Regions from separate parts of the Homo sapiens genome. Here region 1 is linked to region 2. Evidence: chromatin contacts called from ENCODE Hi-C data. All regions are on one chromosome and are shown on one strand. The core of a region is the stretch at or near the end of the contact, and the rest is flanking DNA. Distances in the headings are between cores, read along the strand shown. Region 1 overlaps GRIK4 (glutamate ionotropic receptor kainate type subunit 4). Region 2 overlaps UBASH3B (ubiquitin associated and SH3 domain containing B).

Region 1 (7,310 bases), core at 4,483-6,982, 1.8 Mb before region 2:
CAAACACATGCCCATCTACGTGCATGTCTGCCTGCTCCCCTGGGACATGCTCATCCAGGCCCCAGTCTTCCCTCTCCCAGGCCGGCCTGGGTTCATTCCTCTTGCCATGCAGACCACAGCAGCGTCATTCATCAACACAGAGTGCACATGTGTCCAGTCTTGATCCTACTGGGGAGAGGCCCAGCAGCCTTCCAAGGTTATATGCGCTGTTCCAACCTACTCTCTTCTTGCCCTCACATATTCCCCCCAGGAGGTGGGGGTGTCTGAGCCCCCTCTTATTAGGTATCCAGGCAATGGCAGTGGTGGAGCACCCACTAGTCCTCTTGGGCTTAGAGAAATATAATTTTGAGTTGGAAGCCAGGGTCTGTCCCAGAACCATAAATTAGTATCTGAATCTTCATGGGCTACCATTTGCTCACATCTTCAATGAGCATAAACATTTCCTCTATGCCCTGCCTGGCACCAGCCACAATTTCACCAGTATCCCTTCCATCTGGAAGAACTAATCCAGAGTCTACATCTCTGCATCTCCCCTCAAGTGCCCCACACTCACTGGCCTCCTCTTGGTTCCTTGGACACAGCATGGTCAGTTCCAGCATGTGGCCTTCACATTTGCGCCTTCTTCTTTCAAAAACCTGTCTCCCAAATCTCCAGTCTATTTCCATTTCATTATCTCTGTCTAAGCCTGGCGTCCCCTTTTCTGAGACGTGTTCTTTCTCTGCCACCCTGAAGGACCCCCATCCTCTCATTTAGTCACCTTCTACCACATTACCCTGTTTTATGATCTTCAAAGAAATTATTACTGTCTAAAACCACCTTGCTTATTATGGGACTATGTGTTTATTGACTGTCTCCGCTCACTAGAATGTAAGTTTCCTGAGGTCAGGAACTATAGCTGTCTTCTTTATCCGTCTATTGGCAGCATTCAGAACAGGCTCTGGCATATAGCACTCACTCAGCCACCAGGGGATGGGTGGTTGGATGGATGCTGTAAAGGCATGTGGAAGAGAATTAACCATCCCAGCGTTGATGCCAAAGCACTTGGAGCCTGGAACAAAGAGCCCAATGCTGGGGACCAGTTGTAGGTTTTCGGAAGATCCTTTTGCTAACAGGGAAAGCACAGCAGCAGTCCAGGTGTACCGGTGCGTTTAGCAGGTTGGGGCTGCAGGAGGTGGCTGCCCTCCCGCTTGCGCGCACTTCCTGTGATCCCTGCCTCCCGCTCCTGCCTCCACCCTCCTGGCTCCCACAGCTGGGCCTCCAGCTCACACCACTGCATGCGCGGCCCCATCTCACTTCCCAGGGCAGTATTATCTTGAGAAAGAAGAATTTAAGCATCCCTTGCCCTCCCTCCTCTCTCCATGGGGTGGGGAGGTCCAGGGGGAGTTGTCTGACTCTAGGATTGACCCTCCAGTCTCCAATTTTGTTCTCCAAGTTGCAGCGACTCCTTGCTTCATTCTTTAAGCTTTAAACCTAACTGGGTATCGGTGCAGCCCCTAACACCCACACATCTATGGTCCAACTGTCTTTAGGATAAATCTGCTCTATCAAGCTTGCAGGCTTTCTTTCCTGAAGTATGTGTGTTGGTGAGGTGTGGTGGCAGCAGGCTGGAGGTCACAGAGCAAGTGCCCACCCCACCCATCTGGACTTCGGAGCCACCTCACCCAGACTCCCAACACTGTGCTCAACTCCCGTGGCTCCCTATGTCACCTTCTGTGCCTGCTCCACAGATAGTACTAGCCTCATTACTGTGTGCCAGGAACAATACTTGCTTTACAAATGTTCTCCTATTTAATCTTAGGACAACATTACAAGGGCAAAAGTATATTGCCCCCATTTTATAGATCAGAAAACTGAGGCTCTGAGGTCAACTAACTTGTTCAAGATCACGTGGCTGGGAAGTGGTAGAATTAGGATTCAAATTCAGATGGGTCAGTGTGTTCTCCTGACTGCTGTGCAGAGCTGCCCCCAGCAGTTGCCACCTCTCGCTTATAGGGTGGTACCTCAGTCACCCCATCCTGCTGCTTTTGCTCCCTGCCCTACCCCACAGCTAGGCCCTGCTCATCCCTTGCCTTCCTGTGAATAGATAGTCCTGCTTCAAAGAATTCCAAATGTGGCACCTCCTTCTATCTTCCCTCTGCCCTCTGGCCATCCCTCACCAGAAGGTCTTGTGGTGTGTTCGATGTGCGTACTGCCTGGCTTGGCCTCGCCAACTCACAGTTCCTGGCCAGAGTCATTATATGCTCTGGGAGCTTATTTACAGATGATTTTTCTTGCCATCCTATAGCTTGTCAGGAACAACTGACATCCTCCCATTTGTCAGCGTGAGAGCCAGGCCTGGCTTAGTTGTGCCGATGGCGGTGTCGGCAGCTACAGAGGCAGCCATCTGAGAGTCCTGTTGTATTACACCCCTTTCCAGAACCTATGGAATTATTCCTTATCTTATGCAGCCTTCAGATAGGCTGCCTCGCTTGATGCCAAGCTCTGGCCCTAGCTGTGTCTGCATTTGCTCTTGAGGCAACAATGCAAAGGCCCAGATCCTTAGAAATAGCAGCATGTAGTATGGTCGATGCATTTGGACTGCACTGAAAGGCATTGTTGACTCTTGCCAGACAGATCCCTATCCAGATCCAGGAGACACCCTGCACGGACCTGCCGTGTCCTAGGTGGCGACAGAACAGTGGGACAGAGGCCTGGCTGGCTGTCAGAGGGTGGCAAACAGTGGGACACAGGTGGGAGATCAAAACAGATGCTAGGTGTGGCCGGTAAGTCCAGCAAGTGTGCAAGCTGGGGTTAGTCTGGCCAACAGGAAAGGGGAGTTACTAGGAGCAAATCAGATAGGAGGGCTCAGCCTTAGAAAAACTTACCAGGTGGGATGTTGCGGCCCAAAGCAGAGGCTGGATCTCTGGGGCTCGTGCACAAAGGATGGAGACAAGATGCCAGAATCAGGAACAGCTTAATAGAAGAATAGCAACGAACACTTACTGAGCACTTGCCCCATGCTAGGCCCGATCCATTTGCTCATTTTTTTTTTTTTTTTTTTTTTTTTGGAGACGGAGTCTCACTCAGTCGCCCAGGCTGGAGTGCAGTGGCGCGATCTCGGCTCACTGCAAGCTCCGCCTCCCGGGTTCACACCATTCTCCTGCCTCAGCCTCCTGAGTAGCTGGGACTACAGGCACCCACCACCACCCCTGGCTAATTTTTTTGTATTTGTAGTAGAGACGGGGTTTCACCCTGTTAGCCAGGATGGTCTCGATCTCCTGACCTCGTGATCCGCCCGGCTCGGCCTCCCAAAGTGCTGGGATCACAGGCATGAGCCACTGCGCCCGGCCCCATTCGCTCATTTAATCCTCAGAATAAACCCGTGAAGCGGAAACTGGTACCATTCATACTTTACTCATGAGAAAGCAAGTTCAGAGAGGCTAAGTAACTTGCCCAGGATCACACAGCTAGCCAGAGGCAGACTTAAACCCAGGACCCTCTGATGGCTCTCTGGCCTAGTGTCAGATTCTGGTGGGTAGTTCATCCACCCAGCACACTGTCAGGGCATCACTGTTGAATCTAGGACAGACTGGTCCCTCTCCCCTGGGCTTTAGGACCTCTAGGGTGATGGCTGGCAAGTCCTGGGGGGCGATTACAGCTCCCAGCAGGGAGGCAAGTCTTCCCCCTGGGCTTTGCCTGGTGTTCGCAGCAGGCAGAGTTGGCTCCTCTGGGAATTTCACAATCTGTTAAGCTGTTTGTGCCAGACGAGGAATCTAGACTCTTCTTCATCCAAATGAGAATGAAAATCCATGAAAACATCCAGATGTGCATTTTACCCCTTCTTGAATTAGAAGCCACCCAGATGTGTAAAGAGAGGTGCACAGGAGGTTGGCCAGGCCTGAGTGTGGCTCCCTTGCGTGTGTGAGGTCACCGCTGTAGCAGTCGGTACCGTGGCAGCAGCCCTGGCTCCCCTTCCAGGCTCCTCACCACAGAGTCAGCAGAGCGTTTAGTGGCAGGCTCAACAGTGGCCATTCTCCTACTTGGGAAAATCACTTAACTTAAAAAAATATATATTGAAATAGACATATAGAAAAGTGCACAAATCGTAAGTGACAGCTTAATGAATGATCACAAAGAGGACATCCCTGTGTGATCAATCACTGTCCGGATCAAGAAATATACCCTTAGCGGCATCCTGAAGACCCCCTTGTCCCCACCCACCTCTTTCCTGTTTCACTCTCTACACCTTTCGTCTGCCCAAAGGTAACCATTATTCCAAATTTAACACCACATGACTTCTTGAGTCTCATTCTCCTCATCTCTAAATAGGTTACTGCCAACCTTAGACGTTGCTGTGGGTCTCAAGAACGATCTGTGAAAAAACAGTTTTGGGGTATGACTATTGATGGGCATATGAGCCATGTCAACAAGTGGGACACCTCTCAGAAAAAGACCAAATACACCTTTATCACCCAGGAAGAGTGGCCAGAGGTTCAGAACAATGTCTTCAGCTCTCTTCCTCAAAAAATGGCAGGGATTCCTGAGAAAATGCCCTGCTGCCCTTTGCAGTGGTTTCAACGTGTGCACATACTGATAGGAAATGAGAAGGGGCCAGATGCTGTCCACTTTGTGGATCCAATTGGTCACATCACTGCTCACTCCCTGGGGAGGTGGGGCAGTTCAGGGCTGGTCTCTGAGGCAGAGCTGGGGCCTCCATTCTGTCTAGCAGGAGCTGTAGGGGATGGGGTGAAAAAGTGGGAACAGAGAAGGAGCACAGGGAAGGCCTCTAGAAGTTCTCTATGGCTGTGGGCGATGCCCACAGAAGTTGGTGGTACTTTATTTTACCCAACAAAAACAGTCCTAATAACAGGCCCGTGAATCTCACCATTCCTAATTACAGGGCTGACAAGTGGGAGGGAAAATGAAAGGAAGACAGCGCCGTGAGCTGGTGGCACTGTCGGGCTCCTACAACAGCAGAAACCTGTCGCCTGGGCTTGCCCAGGCCAGCTTTACACAGGCCCCCGATCACGCCTGGAACCCATAGCCTCGAAATAAGTGTAGGGCTGGCTAGGCCAGCACAAGCCCTTGCTCATTAGTTCAGGTCTGCAGGTTGGATCCCCATGTGGACCAGTTAGCTTTGCCCGTTGTCAGCGACCCAGAGCTTAACCAGCTGTTTTGGCAGCCAGCAGGGATGGGAGACAGGCAGAAGAGGGTGGACTCACTGGTGAAAATTCAGTGCCCCTTGTCCCATGGCCTATTGGTGACTGTATTGTGGGCCAGAGATTTTTATCAATAAAGGGTGCATTTGGGTTAGAAATGAGCATATCGGCCAGGCGCAGTGGCTCACGCCTGTAATCCCAGTACTTTGGGAGACTGAGGCGGGTGATCACCTGAGGTCGGGAGTTCACGACCAGTCTGGCCAACATGGTGAAACCCCATCTCTACTAAAAATACAAAAAAAATTAGCCAGGTGTGGTGGTGTGCGCCTGTAATCCCAGCTACTCAGGAGGCTGAGGCAGGGGATTTGCTTGACCCCAGGAGGTGGAGGTTTCAGTGAGCCAAGATCGCACCACTGTGCTCCAGCCTGGGCATCAGAGCGAGACTCCATCTCAAAAAAAAAAAAAGAAAGAAAAAAAAGAAAAAGAAAGAAAAGAAATGAGCATATCTTCCTGAAAACTCAGATAGGATTCAATTTCTTTTCTTGATTCGACATGTAAATTGTTGGTCAATCTTCAGAAAGTCAGGTGTGATGGTGGTGGTAGTAGTGATGTGAGGAAGTGAAACTTAGGCCTCTCTGGGCTTTGCCACATACCATAACCTGCCTGGACCTAAGCTCTCAGTTCCCTTTCTCTTTCACACCTCAACTATATAAACACTGACATCTATAATGCATATTAGTTTTTTAATCATGGGATTTCTTTTCACTCCCTTCAATACCTACATTGAATTTTCTGAAACAATAATTTTAAAAAATAAATAAAATTGAAGTGAATCCTTTAAGTTGCAACAAAATAATAAAGGCTGACACTTCTGGAACATTCCCTATGTTTCAGGCACTGTTCTAAGTGCTTTTTGTGTATTCATTAATTTAACCTCCCCAACATACCTACAAAGTATGTAATATTACTAACCCCATTTTCCAGATGAGGAAACTGAGGTACAAAGAGGTTAAGTAACTGGCCTAAGATTATGCAGTTAGTAAGTGGCTGAGCTGGCCCTAGAGGGTGTACCCTTGGTCAAAACATTCTACTACAAAATCGTTCCCTCAGTTGAGAGCCAAGGATAGAGAATAATGTTAACTGAGCTCCTCTTTCTTGGATTTGTCTATTCATTCATTCAATCATGACTTCATTCAACAAATATTTATGTAGTGCCTGGCACATGGCAGGTTCTGGACACTGGAGATGTATGATGACTAAGGCAGACAAAGGTCACTCCTTCCTGAAGATGGCACTCTAGACAATCAACAGGTAAACTGGTAAATAAACAAGACAATTTCAGGTCATGATTTCCGCTGTGAAGAAAATAAAGCAGTATAATGAGCCAGAGTGTCTCGAGGAGAGGGGCCCATTAAGTGGGCAAGTAGGGAAGGCTGCATTGATGGCATGGTGCTTGAGCTGAGGTCAGAACGGTGAGAAGCCAGCTGGGCCATGGCCAGGGCAGAGCATATGTGGAGGGGAAAGAGTAAACTCCAAGACCCCAAGGTGGAAAGTGAACTTGTCATGTTCAGAAATCAGGATGGGGGTTAGCATGACTAGCTAGACTGTGGTGAATGGGCTGCCGTATCACCAACGCCTGGTGGGCCACGGTAAGGAGTTGGGTCTTTATGAACTTGGAAGTCTCTCGGTTCTTTTCCTAGGTCCACATACACCCATGGTCTGAGGATAGCATTGAGAGTCCACAAAACTAGAAAGGAAGAATTGGCCGGGCACAGTGGCTTACACCTGTAATCCCAGCACTTTGGGAGGCCAAGGCAGGCTGATCACTTGAGGTCAGAAGTTCGAGACCAGCCTCGCCAACATGGCAAAACCCCATCTCTACTAAAAATACAGAAATTAGCTGGGTGTGGTGGTGCGTGCCTGTAGTCCCAGGTACTCAGGAGGCTGAGGCAGGAGAACTGCTTGAACCTGAGAGGCGGAGGTTGCAGTGAACCACATCACATCACTGCCCTCCAGCCTAGGTGACAAAGTGAGACTCTGTCTCAAAAAAAAAAAAAAAAAAAAAAAAGAAAGAAAGAAAGAAAGGAAAAATTAACATCTATATATTTTTCTAAGTTCAAACAGAAATGTAATATTTCCTTCAATTATGAATGTGGTCAACAAAGCTTCATG
Region 2 (6,637 bases), core at 3,633-6,132:
TAGAACTCAGTGAATGAGCAAAACCGGAGGTTGTGTTTGCTTCCTTTCAAGCCCGTCTCTTTAAGATCTAAGTCAGTTCACATAGTGGTCAGTGAACATCCCACTCCAGAGGAACTGCGTGAGTGATCGAATACTCCAAGCCTGAAATCCTCGCGGGTCTCCTGGTGGGAAGGCCGAGACATTTGCGTTATGAGGCCCCGTGATGCTTTGCTTGGGAGAGCACAGACCTGTAAGCAGCAAGGCATCCAGCTGCTCCTCTTCCCTCCCATAAGGCCCTCACGACAGCCAGGCCCCAGAAACGTGAACTTTCTGAACTTGGGTGGCCAGGCTGCTTCAGAGCCTCTTCTGGAGTCAGCAACCCTCCTTTGCTCTTCCCCCCTCCCTCCCACGGGTTCTGCTTCCTGGACCCTTCTGCTGACCAAGGAAACCAGCCTTGAGCAATTCCTAAGTATTTCACTCAACCCCAAGCAGTCCAACCCCGCTAGGAGGACTCCCCTCTCCTTTTGCCAGATCTCTTCTGGAAACTGGCTCACTCTCACTACTCATGAGATGAGATTTAGCCTCTCTGGTCTGATGGTGGAGCAGAATCCTGAGGACCCCTCCCTACCTCCTCACAAAACTAGCACAGCGGCAACGAAATCTGGAGTTGGACACAGTCCAAGGTCTTCTCAGGGATCCGCTTCCTCCAGGAAGATTCTTCCTCACTTGTCAGTCAGCGAGACTGCCTTGGTCTTAACCTCTGACCTCAGGGATTATTCAAGCCTGGAAGGGTCGGGAGAACCTTTTTAGAAAAGGGTGGGACTTGGAGAAAAAGAGATTTGGACAGTATTGCAGACAGGAGAAGCAAACCGAGCCAAGAAGTGCAAGAAACCATCCTAAGTACAGGAGTCTCTCGTTTCAGTCTTGAAGATCTCCAGGAAAGGAAATTCCAGGGCTTCCCCTGAGTCTAACCCATCCTTTTTCCTATGACCTCTGATGCTCCATTTTATGGGTCCCGGCTGTTAAATATGTAAAACCTAAAAGGAAGAGGGCCAGGAAAAGGAGACCATGGTCTGCTACAGAAGTGCTAGCCTGGCGGAAAAAGCCAGTCTGGGCTTGTTTTGCGGTCCACTCTTGTCTCCTTTCAGCCACACGTGTGACATCACTAGGCCTTCTCTTAGGCTAGTTTGGGAGGGCGGCCTGCCGACATCCCCACTCTCCCCTCCAGAACCCCCTTGGTCAGGAATATAGCACGAAGGGTTCCCTCTCAGCTGCCTGGCATTGAGGCCATTTTCCTTTGCAAGGGCACTACTGTGGGAAAATGTTTTAAATCACTTTTCTCAGAGAAAGGGAAAAACTGAAGTTCCGGAGATGTCATTCACCCCCAGAAATGTCATACTATGACTTCCCCTTAACCTTTTTCTCTGTGTGTTGTGGAAATCTGTTCCAAGCCACTCCAGCAATTCAATTATGTAAATGGAGTGACCCCACCTCCTGAACACCGCCTGAGCTTGAGCCTGGCCGGCTAGAGTTTTTTGTGTGTGTGGTGTGTGAGAAATGGGATAGAGTGAGTGCCTCCATGGCCCACCTGGCCCTGGGTGCCCCCTCCCTGTGGCAGCTCTCTGTTCCTCCTCTCTTTAGTCTTCTCTCCTTTCAGCGTCCTTGTTGCCATCAGTTTTTGCTGTGGCCGTTCTGAGGTACCTGAAGAGCCAGAGTGGGAGATAGGAGTTATGACAGCCTTGAAAATGGAAAGTTGGGATCAGAAAGTCTACTTCTGGGACCCTGGAACAAGTGACTTAATCTCTCTCTCTCTCTCTCTTTGAGGCAGGGTCTTGCTATGTTGCCCAGGCTGGAGTGCAGTGGCATGATCACAGCTCACTGCAACCTCCAACTCCAGGGCTCATGTGATCCTCCCACTCAGCCTCTCAAGTAGCTGGGACTACAGGCATGCACTACCATGCCTAGCTAATTTTTTTACTTCTTGTACAGTTGGGGGTCTCGCTATGTTGCTCAAGCTAGTCTCAAACTTCTGGGCTCAAGTGACCCTCCTGCTTCGGCTTCCAGAGTTTCGGGATTACAGGAATGAACCCATTCCTGGCTGACTGATTAAGTCCCATGCCTGGCTGACTTAATCTCTTGCCTTCAGCTTCCTCATCTGTAAAATGGGTATACTATTAGCCTCATGAAGCTGTCTTGAGGATTGAAAGAGATGCTAATTATGAAAAAACTGTAGAACACAAAGTGCTGCAAGGATGTGAATATTCGAAAGCAGGTCCCTGGTCTCTTTCACTTTGGAGTGGGGTTGGGGTACGGCACAAAGCAGAATGTTTCCATTGCAAAGGAGCGTGATGGAGTAAGCGGCAGAGGGCCTGAGGGGCAAGGTGGCGTGGCAGGCACGAGTAAGTCTAGCAGGGCTCTTGGAAGAAGCAGTTTCCAAAGGAGAGGGCCCCATATTGGCAGGCAGGAAGGTGCAGGGTGCTCCCTTCTTCCTCACAGAAAACCCCTGGCGAGGAAGAGGTGTGATTTGATCAGGGTGGCTGCATCAGACAGGCGTTCAGTACCTTTCCCACCAGAGCTGGTGCTGCTCAGGAGCTGAGCCAAGTCAGGGCCTCATGCAGCCCAGCTCTCCTGCCTGTGAGGGAGACCCAGGCGTCAGTGAGATGTCCCTTTTGAATCCAGCCCATGCACCTGGGCCCCTTTACAGCGGTTCTCACTTCACCAGCACCTCCCCTTCCCACGCAGGCTTCCTGTTTTGAAACCACCAATAGATGGAAAATGTGAGTACTGCCGCTTGAATGGCTCAGGCTGTGTGTGTGTCTGGGTGTGTGAGGTTCTGTGTGAGTTTGTGCTGTGTGAGCCTGTGTGCGCACATAAATGTGTATGTGCAAATGTGAATTTGAGTGTGATAGTGTAGGTGTGACTGTATGAGCATGTGTTTGTGCATGTGGGTGAGCGTGTGACTGTGAGTGGTTGAGTGAGTACATGGACACGTGTTGTGTGCATTTGAGCATGTGTATCGGTGTGTGGCTGTGTGAGTGCCTATATAAGTATATGATCATGTGTGTGTTACTGTGTGTGTTGCATGAGCATGTGTGCCTATCTATGAGCTCGTGTTGTGACTGTGATCATGTGATCATGTCTAAGAGTGCCTGTGTGGGTGTGTGACTGTGTGTGACTGTGTGTGAGGGTGTTTGTGTGCATGTGTTGTATGAGTGACCATGTGTGTGACAACGCAAGTGTATGATCAAATGTGTGTCACTGTGAGTGTGTGTTGTGGGTGTGATCACATGTGCAACTGTGTGTGACCTGATGTGAGTGTTTTGTGTGTGATTGTGTCAGTGTGTGAGTGATCACATGTGTGCTATATGAGTGATCATGTGTGTGACTGTGTGATCGTGTGTGATTATATATGTGTGTGGCCAGGGGAGAATGTGTGTTGAGTATGATCACATGTGTGACTCTGTGTGTGTGTGTGTGTGTGTGTGTGCGCGCGCGCGCGCACTTGGGCACGTGAGTGTGCCGCACAGCCCGGGGAAGGGCAGCTGAGGCAGAGGACTTTCCTTGCAGGGGACCAGCCTGGTCTGGGGTCTGGGGAGAGGGTGTTGAGGAGCGGTGGTCCTCCCAGGGAGCCCGTCTGCCTGAGTGGCAAAAGCAAGGAGCAGGGTAACACTGGCATCTGCAAGCACGTCCTGGAAGCTGCCTGAGGCCTTCCATCCACACTGAAAGACTCACCTCTCAGCTTGTATCTTTTTTTTCTCTCAAACTTTAAAACAAATAATTTCTTACCACTCCAAAAATGCATTCCTGAGAAACTGGATCACGTAACAAACAGATTAGACTGTCAGCCTTCCTAGCTGGATGGGCAGGCAGCACGTCTAGTCCATTTTCCTATTCCCAGTACTTAGCACAGTTCCTGGTAGCTGGCAGGGGTCAGTGCATTCATTCAGCAAGTATTTATGGGGTGCTTACCATGTGGCAACACAGATCATAACAAAGTCTCTGATCTCAGGGAGTGTACAGCACTGGGGAGCATGATCACAGTCCCATGAATACATAGGTACATGTGACAGGTGCTGAAAATCTTGGATGAAAGAATGGATTCCGTTTCCAGCTCTTTCCATAGCTTTGTAGAAGAGACTCCGGCTTTTTCTGGCTATTGGGAGAGGCAAGGCCATAATCAATATGCCTTTCTTCCTTTACAAAGATATTATTGACCCACAGGCTTTGAAAACAAAAATTTTCCCTTAGTGAGAAAATATAAATGGATAAGCTTCATCTCCCCTGCCATGCCCTCTCTCACTCCTGTGACCACCTTGTGACTTCTTGGGTCCCTTCCCCCATTGCACCCGCTGTTCCGTCACTCTTGTCTGGGTAGCAAAATCCCACTTATCTATCAAGGCCCAGCTCAAATCCTGTCCCTTCTGGGGCAGAGGTCATCTCCCGATAGGTGACCCACCTGCATGCTTTAAATGACTGGGGGAGCACGTATATCACAGCATTACGATTATTTGCTCTGTGTTTGTTTTCTGTCTCAGCTGAGCTCCTTGAGGCCAGAGACTTTGTTTTGTCTATCACTGAAGTTCCCAGAGCCTGGCACGGGACCTCGTCCTTCTTAGATGTTCAACATGTGTGGGATGGATGAACGGATGGGTGGGTGGGCAGACGGATAATTAGATGAAGGCTCCGTGCCCGCCCTTGTGTCATGAAAGATATACACTACAAAGATGGCAACCTAGGACTGAGCTAAGGCCCAGGGACCATGCAAAGGATAGTGTTTCAACAGTGGCTGGCATTGAGTAGGGCAGCTTTTACGTTTTTATAAATAACCTGAAAAAGGAAGTTCAGACTGAAACTCACACGTCTATGGGTGACACAGAGCTCTTTCGGTAGGGAGGTTCCATGCCAAAAGGGTAGAGGAGGGGAGGATCCCCTAAGATATGAGTGGGCGGACAAGTGGAAGGTTGCTTCAGCGTGAACAAACTCAAACCACTGTATTGACGCGGAAGTTATCTGAGGTATAAGATGGTGCCTCCGGGTGATTAAGTTTGACAAGAAAGCGTCACTTCATTCAATCAATAAATTAAACACCTACTATGTGCTGGGCTTTGTGCTCAGGCCTTTACCTCCTACCCTTGAAGATCTCAGAGTCTAATGGAGAAGAATGCTTCCAATGTAGTGGGAAAAATAGACATAGAAGGAAATAATTAGAGATAAGACTGGAAGGGCTAATAGAAGAATGGTAGAGAGTGCTATGAGACTTCCGAAGAGAGCTGCTCTGCTATCTGTGGTGGGGAAGTCGGGAGGATTTATTCATTCTGTACTTATTTCATGAATAGTTCAGGGCATTTACCGTGTGCTCAGTTTTGAAGGCACCAAGTTAAACAGATATGGAGTCTTATCTCCAAAGAGCTTACAGTCCACTGGGAGTGATGGATAGGTAAAGTGTGGGAGGGGCCGTGAGGGGGGATTTGTGATTCAGAAAGGATTTCGCTGAATGGTGAAATCTTGACCTAAAGTCATCCTTTAAATTCATTAGGCAGAAAAGGGGGAATGTGGACAATCCCAGCAGAAAAAGCAAAGTGGGCAAAGGTTCAACAGAGAGAACACCAGGGTGTGTTTTGGAAACTGCCGAGGCTCCTGGCTGAAGCAGAGGCTGCGGGGTGGGGGTGGTCACCGGAGAGGCAGCTGGGCTGACAGGGGCCAGCACAGGCATGGCCAAGGATATGGGGAACCTCTGCAGGATTTTAAGCAGGACAGTGATGTGATCTAGATTAATGGTTAAGAAAGATTATTCTAGTCTTGGTGGAGGGTGGACTATAAATTGGAGAATGAAAGGGAGAGTGAAACCAGCAGCCAATAGGACCCCTAAAATCGTCTTAGCAAGAGCTTATGCACTGAGAACAGAATGAGTTAATAGACCCAGAACCAGTGGAGTGGAATTGTCCTGATGACACCAGCCAAGGAGTTTGGGGAAATGTTATTCTCTCACTGTGCATGTAAGGCACCCTGTGGGGACAGTGCTGAGCTTAGGACCTAGAGGCAGCATCAGATAGGAGGGGAGAAAAATACACCAGAGTCCTGGGGAGTGTGGGCTGGGCCATGGCTCTGTGTCCTTAGAGAGTTATGAGACTTGACTGAGCCCCCGTTGGGACTGCTGTGAGAAAGAAGCGGGATAACATATTATAAACAATAGCATCTGCAGCTGGAGTGATGTTGGGTGGTTTGGGTTCCTGTACGTTTGGAGACAGAGTCAAAGCTGGGGAACGTCTTTAAGCTTCTGAAAGCTTTCTTTATAGAGACGCAATGAAAATATTAGAGCTGTTCTATCTGGAAAGTACAAAGGGAGGATGCCAAAGTTTAAGTAAGCTTCATAGCACAGGCATGGAGAGGAACTCAAACTGCCTGGTTTCAAATCCTGCCTTTGTGACCTAAGATCCATATATTCCCTTGAGTGAGCTATTTAACCTTTCAAAGCCTCTGTTCCCTCATTTGTGTAACAGGGATAATAATGAGCTGACTGTTGTGAGGGTTAAATGATACAATGCAGGTAAAGAGCATAGTACATACACCACGTTACACATGATAAGCTTGTAAGTAGCAGCAGCTATGAAATCATTAACTGGGACAAAAGTCTGCACACTCAGTCCCCCAATCCTGC

Evidence for each region. A loop is a pair of places that touch in the nucleus more often than their neighbours do. Pooled maps may share reads with other maps.
Region 1: a loop to region 2 is called in a pooled map, with 9 times the contacts of the local background. The contact joins two enhancer-like sites. A Hi-C loop is called at or near these places in 2 of 37 single-sample maps with no recorded cell type and 2 of 50 pooled maps.

What each region holds. Positions count from the first base shown.
Region 1 is chr11:120,920,384-120,927,693 of GRCh38, forward strand. The region is part of intron 13 of GRIK4 (glutamate ionotropic receptor kainate type subunit 4); the gene reads left to right. Among named protein-coding and RNA genes, the nearest start is that of TBCEL, 100 kb to the right of the region's middle. RefSeq lists a silencer at 5,747-5,846. Within about 2 kb of position 5,733, at least 2 of the 41 ENCODE cell types and tissues checked have a DNase peak (open chromatin) inside an H3K27ac peak, as active enhancers do.
Region 2 is chr11:122,741,434-122,748,070 of GRCh38, forward strand. The region is part of intron 1 of UBASH3B (ubiquitin associated and SH3 domain containing B); the gene reads left to right. Among named protein-coding and RNA genes, the nearest start is that of UBASH3B, 89 kb to the left of the region's middle. RefSeq lists enhancers at 2,245-2,344, 3,044-4,011. Within about 2 kb of position 4,883, at least 8 of the 41 ENCODE cell types and tissues checked have a DNase peak (open chromatin) inside an H3K27ac peak, as active enhancers do.